2 separate regions of the Homo sapiens genome follow, and region 1 is linked to region 2. Evidence: read pairs that join two places in POLR2A ChIA-PET (ENCODE). Cell type or tissue: GM12878. All regions are shown on one strand. Each heading gives the region's core, and the rest is flanking DNA. Links, peaks and the distances in the headings are about the cores only. Region 1 has its middle 150 kb from the start of HERPUD2. Region 2 overlaps LOC124901615 (a long non-coding RNA gene).

Region 1 (2,805 bases), core at 90-2,589, 190 kb before region 2:
TGAGGTTTGCAGAAACAGACAGGAGGATACAGATGGATCCAGGAGGATCCAGGAGGATCCAGGAGGATCCAGGAGGATACAGGAGGATCACAGGGACAAACCTCTACACAAACCAGTGCCAGGGTAGGGAAACCTGAACTGTAGTTGATGAATTGCTGGGGGCTCAGGGTGGACAAGCCTGAGAGATTAAAAACCCCAAGGGGCCCAGCCTCAGGGAGGCTCCCACACTTAGTTTTACCTCTGGGAGCCCTACCACGTTCTGATAGTGAAGCTAGGGGAAAAAATCCCCTCATGCTCCCAACAGGGAGAGGAAAAGAGGAGATATTTTGAAGCATACCAGATCATTCTGTTCTTCTTAACAGGTCTGGTAAGATAAACTATCTTACCACAGAATAATTGACTAGGGTTTTACCAAAGCCCAGTCGACCTAGGGTAAGAGAGATACCCAACTCCAGCCCCCTCTAGCCTGTCTGCATCATATATGGGAGCGGTGGGGGTGTGCAGGGAGAAGCACTTGTGAGGGTCACAGCCCAGGGCACAGGCTCACTGAAAGACTGAGACCTAATTGTCTACAGCACACTCCCCTCCCTGCACCTCACCACCACATCCCCTGAGCTCCTGCACCATAGCGAGGAACTACAACAGAAAGAGCTGCATGTCTCAGATCTTATCCAAGGAGAATTCTCTAGGGAAACACAAAGACAACAAAAAATACACAAATAAGGACACCAGAGGAAATTTTAGAGCCACACCACAGCTCTTACCAATACATGGGGCACCAACGTGTGACCCAAGCTCAGCCGGTTCAGTGCACCTGCCCTGGACTTTGACTCTTAAGCAAGTGAAAACCAGATTCAGGGATGGTTTAAACTTCATCCTGTCTGCCATGGTGGTGACATCAAATGTCCCAGGCCCAGCGTGGTGATGCTTCCTAGCTAGGTAGTGGCCTTGCTGTTGTTCCTACCACTCTGGCCTCCTTGGTTCCTGTCTATTTTCTGAGCAGGCTTTGATCTCTAGCCTGCCCGCTGACTCTGCAAGGTACCTAACAAACTTAAAATAAAAAAGTGTTCTTCTCTCTTTCTCTCTCTTAGAACTTCTCTTAACATCTCAGGGGACTCTAGTGTTTCTGGGAATACAGTGTGGATATTGCTGCATTCAAAGGGTAAACCATCAAGCCAGAGAGGCCTCTGCTGAGCAAACCACCAGCTGAGGGGAAATTACACAGGAGCTAGAAAGAAATTATTTAGGCAGTTAGTGAGGGTAAGAGAGTCCTCAGCAAGGTTTCCCTTTTAATAAAAAGCAGTCCCCAAATCATTTCTTTTCTAACAAAGAGCTGCCTGAAAAATCAAGCTGCAGACAGAGAAAAGCAAACTAGAAGCTCACATGGGTGAATGTCGGCAGCTGTGCCAACAGAAAAAGGCTACCTGGGGGCCAAGTATGCTCAACACGGAGGTTCCATCTTCCCTTTTCCATGCCAACCATGTGAAGAGTAAAGGAACAGGCAACATGGCACTGGCCAGATAGAGAACCCATGTGCATAATAAAAGATTAGGGTGGGGTGGCCAGCTTCTTCATGTACTATGTAAATGGCACACCTGGTCCAATTAATCTTTGGGCCCTGCTTAAATCAGATGCTGCCTCCTCAAGCTCATCTATAAAACCCTGTGCATTTCACCACGAAACCAGAAGACCACTCAGGAGCCCCTCTCTCTCTGCAGGAGAGAGGGCTTTTTCTCTTTCTCTTGCTTATTAAACCTCCACTGTTAAACTCACTCCTTGTGTGTCTGCATCCTTAATTTCCTTGGCATGAGGCTATGAACTTCAGGTATTACCCAAGATGAATGATGCCACTTCAGAAAGAAACATCAGGAGAAAGAACCTGCAGAAAAACCTGCAGCATTAGAGGCAAAGGGAGCTGCAGGACAACTCCAGGGAGCATCCTGACCAGGGCCTCTCACAGGGGTCCTCAGCCCTGGATACACATCAGAATCCCCTGAAGAGCTTAGAAAAACCAACCTCCACCCTCAGAGACTCTAAGTAGAGGGAGGGTCCAGGCATCCCACGGAGTCCATCTCCCCAGGTGAGGAGAGTATGCAGCCTGTGAGAACCATAGAGGCGGGGCTGATTACATCACACCGAGTGTCCCTCAGACACAGCAACTCATATGGCCAGAGAGAACCCCCAAGAAGACCCCATCTGCAGAAGACAGACCTTCTATGGGCTTCAGATTTCTGGCGGGGAAGCTCGCCTTCAACAGCTCTAACCACAAGAAGCGGTGGTTCTTTCAAGGGCAGGATGAGGAACAGGCAGAAAATGGTGTCTTTTCTGTCTTCATCGGAGCTGGGCCATTAAGCCAAAGTAGCTTCCTGTCTCCCAGAGACCTCACTCACCCCATCAAAAGCCAGAAACAGGATGAAGGATTGCAGTCTCTCACAATCAATCCATTTCACAGGATCTCCCTTTCATTTATTTCCTAAATAAATGGATTGGTTTGGGGATGGTTTCACTTCCAATCAGTCCTGTCAGCTCTCCATATCGTAAATTTGTATTTTCTTTTATAAAGCATTTGCCGTGTTCTTGTCTCTCGGATGTGGCTTTAGAGATGGGCATCCTGAAGACTTAAGTGTTCTGTTTTATTTTGTTGTTCTCTTTTAGGCTTTCTAGGTGCCCACTTTCCTGGCATCTCAGCCTTTATGTTAACGGTTCTCAAAGTTTGGTCCCAGGACCAGCAGCGGCAACATTGGGGAACTTGTTAAAAATGCAGGTTCTTGGGCCCACCTCAGTCCTGTTGAATCAGAAACTCTG
Region 2 (2,805 bases), core at 189-2,688:
CTGCTCTGCAGAGTGGGAGGAGGGCAGGAGTATGAGATGACCATTGCCCAGCAGTAGTATCAAAGACTCAGAGAGTTTACAGCCTGAAGGAAACTTAGGTCTCCCATTTCAACTCATGACTTCTACAGAATAAGGAACTGAAAAGCAGAAAGTGATGGGCCCGGCAACCCAAAGTATCTCAGCTAGTTTTTTTTTTTTTTGTCATTTTTGGTTTTTTGGGGCATGGTGGAGGAGGTGTTAGGGGACAGTTTAGCACCAATGCCTCCTCTTCCTGCTGTGAGTCACCGAGCAGCCTAGCAGAAAAGCTGTGAGGAGAAATGAGAAGCTCTAGAGGCAATCAAGCTCATCTGTCCTGCTGGGGGGCCAGTGTTAGACACCTGACATGTCTTAAAAGCGGAGTCACCAAAGGACATCTTTTTCTTAGAAACTCCCCTAGCCTCCAGAGTCTGGTTTTAAACTGTCTGTGGCATAATCTCAGAGCCTCCAGCAGGTCTCAGGGACTGTGCTAGATACAAAGATGAATGAGATAAGATAATGAACAAGAGACATATTTCCAGGAGCTCTGAGCCTCACAGGGAATCAGAAGTGAATAAAAGGGAGCATGATGCAATGTGATAAATATAATACCTATGGCACAGAAGAGGAGTTGATAATTGCTGGGGGAAGCAAGAGCAGGGAGCTGGGAAAAGAAAGCTTCACAAAGGTAACCGCAGGGAAAGTGTTGAAGGAGGAATAGGAGCTTTTCAGAACACTAACCCCAATGTTAATAACTGAATTAGACCAACCTTCCCCAAAGACCACTATTATTCCTCAAGGATTTACACAGAAACTGTTCTTATCCCATTTACCTCTTATTACATAATGGGAACCCCCCACCCACCCACACACACACACACATATTTGAAAGTATATGATAGATGAAATGAGTTCACTGCCCCATCAACCATGATCGGCAGGGCCAGATTAAGATCTTCAGAGACTCTGGGCACTGCAAAGTTGATGGTGCTTCCATACGTAATTTAATGTAGGAAACAATGCCATCATGCACATGCCTGTAAAGAAGTCCAGCAAAGTTCTGGTTTTTCCTACAATGACACATTTTAGATGTTTTTCAAAATATCAAATAGCCAACATCACCCATGTAATGGTACTGGGATTCTTTTGGTGCCCCTGCTCTGCCAGTGCCCATGCCTGCTTATGGGTGACCCTGCACTGATGAGGCAGCCCCTTCCCACGCCAGAAACCCCAGGTGGGGTTGGCCTCATAAGTTCATATTCCTATTCTTAACCAAATGGACTTAAAGTTGTTCTTTCACTTCCCCATATATCACATGCATTATGACTTTGTTCTTTATCCCTTTCTGTCAACAAACACTCAACCTGCAACCCACGAAGGCCGTCTGAAGGTCTAGTGGTCTGGTTAACCATAAAGAAAGACTGGTGTGAGAAATGCTATTTTCTTATACTAAGCTCAGCTGCTTGTAGCAAGAGGAAGACCATGTGACAGTGAGGTGTTTATGAGCACAGGCTTTAAAAACAGCCATGGTTTAGCCGGGCGCAGTGGTTCATGCATGTAATCCCAGCACTTTGGGAGGCTGAGGTGGGCAGATCATGAGGTCAGGAGCTCGAGTCCAGCCTGACCAACATGGTGAAATCCCATCTCTACTAAAAAAAATACAAAAATTAGCCAGGCATGGTGGCACACGCCTGTAATCCCAGTTACTCAGGAGGCTGAGGCAGGAGAATCGCTTGAAACCTGAGAGGCAGAGATTGCAGTGAGCCAAGATCGCGCCACTGCACTCTAGCCTGGGAGACAGAGCAAAACTCCATCAGAAAAAAAAAAAGAAAAAAGAAAAAACAGCCATGGCTGGGTTCAACATTTGCTCTTTCACTTAACCATACGATCTTGGGCAAGTTACTTTACACCTGTAAATCCAAATTTTATCATCTATAAAATGTGCTTAATAATAGCACCAGCCGGGCGTGGTGGCTCGCGCCTGTAATCTCAGCACTTTGGGAGGCCGAGGCAGGTAGATCACCTGAGGTCAGGAGTTCGAGATCAGCCTGGCCAACATGGTGAAAACTCATCTCTACTAAAAATACAAAAATTAGCCGGGGGTGGTGGCGGGCACCTGTAATCCCAGCTACTCGGGAGGCTGAAGCAGGAGAATAGCTGAACCCAGGAGGCAGAGGTTGCAGTGAGCCAAGATTGCGCCACTGCGCTCTAGTCTGGGTGACAAGAGCAAAACTCTGTCTCAAAAAAAAAAAAAAAAAAAACAGCACCTACCTCCTTACCTCATGAAGTAATTTGTTGAACAAATATTTAGTATACTCTTACTATGTGCCAGGCACTATCCTTGAACAGGGGATACAGCAGTGAGCAAACAAAATCTTTGCCCTAGAGCTTACATTCCAGAGGAAAAAGATAGACAAAAAAAAAAATAGATATCATGTATATATTTAATTATATATAATTATATATCATGTTACAAGGAAAGAGCTAGGCAGCATTGGGGAGAGCTTTCATTTTAGATGGAGTGACCAAGAGCCTGAGTGATAAGGTGACTCTATGGACATGAAAGTGACAGGTAGGCACCAGGGGGACAGCCTTCCAGGCAGGGGGAACAGTCTGCACAGAGGCCCTGAGGCAGAAGCAAGCCTGAATGTTTGAGGAACAGTGAGTATGGCTGGAGTCAACCGAAGGTGGAGCACAGTGGAGGAAAATGAGGTCAGAGAGTAGGAGACTGAAGGGTTTTGAGCACAAGGGTGGCACGGCATGACACGTGTTTTAATAGAATCTCTCTGG

The links. Peaks named below come from ENCODE experiments on the same cell type or tissue, not always from the same donor. Only the 100,000 strongest peaks of a DNase experiment are listed, where the experiment ranks them.
Region 1: POLR2A ChIA-PET joins it to region 2 with 12 read pairs; 2 of 35 experiments call an interaction of 5 or more read pairs at or near these places.

What each region holds. Positions count from the first base shown.
Region 1 is chr7:35,543,707-35,546,511 of GRCh38, forward strand. No RefSeq gene overlaps it. Among named protein-coding and RNA genes, the nearest start is that of HERPUD2, 150 kb to the right of the region's middle. In GM12878, for the core only: no CTCF peak of the experiment used is centred there; no DNase peak of the experiment used is centred there; H3K27me3 peaks cover 188 bases.
Region 2 is chr7:35,729,211-35,732,015 of GRCh38, forward strand. LOC124901615 (a long non-coding RNA gene) reads right to left here. Exons shown (of 2, transcript XR_007060286.1): 2 at 2,752-2,805. Among named protein-coding and RNA genes, the nearest start is that of LINC03013, 14 kb to the left of the region's middle. RefSeq lists enhancers at 73-172, 1,083-1,332. In GM12878, for the core only: no CTCF peak of the experiment used is centred there; DNase peaks (open chromatin) are centred at 221 and 1,411; H3K4me3 peaks cover 894 bases; H3K27ac peaks cover 2,059 bases.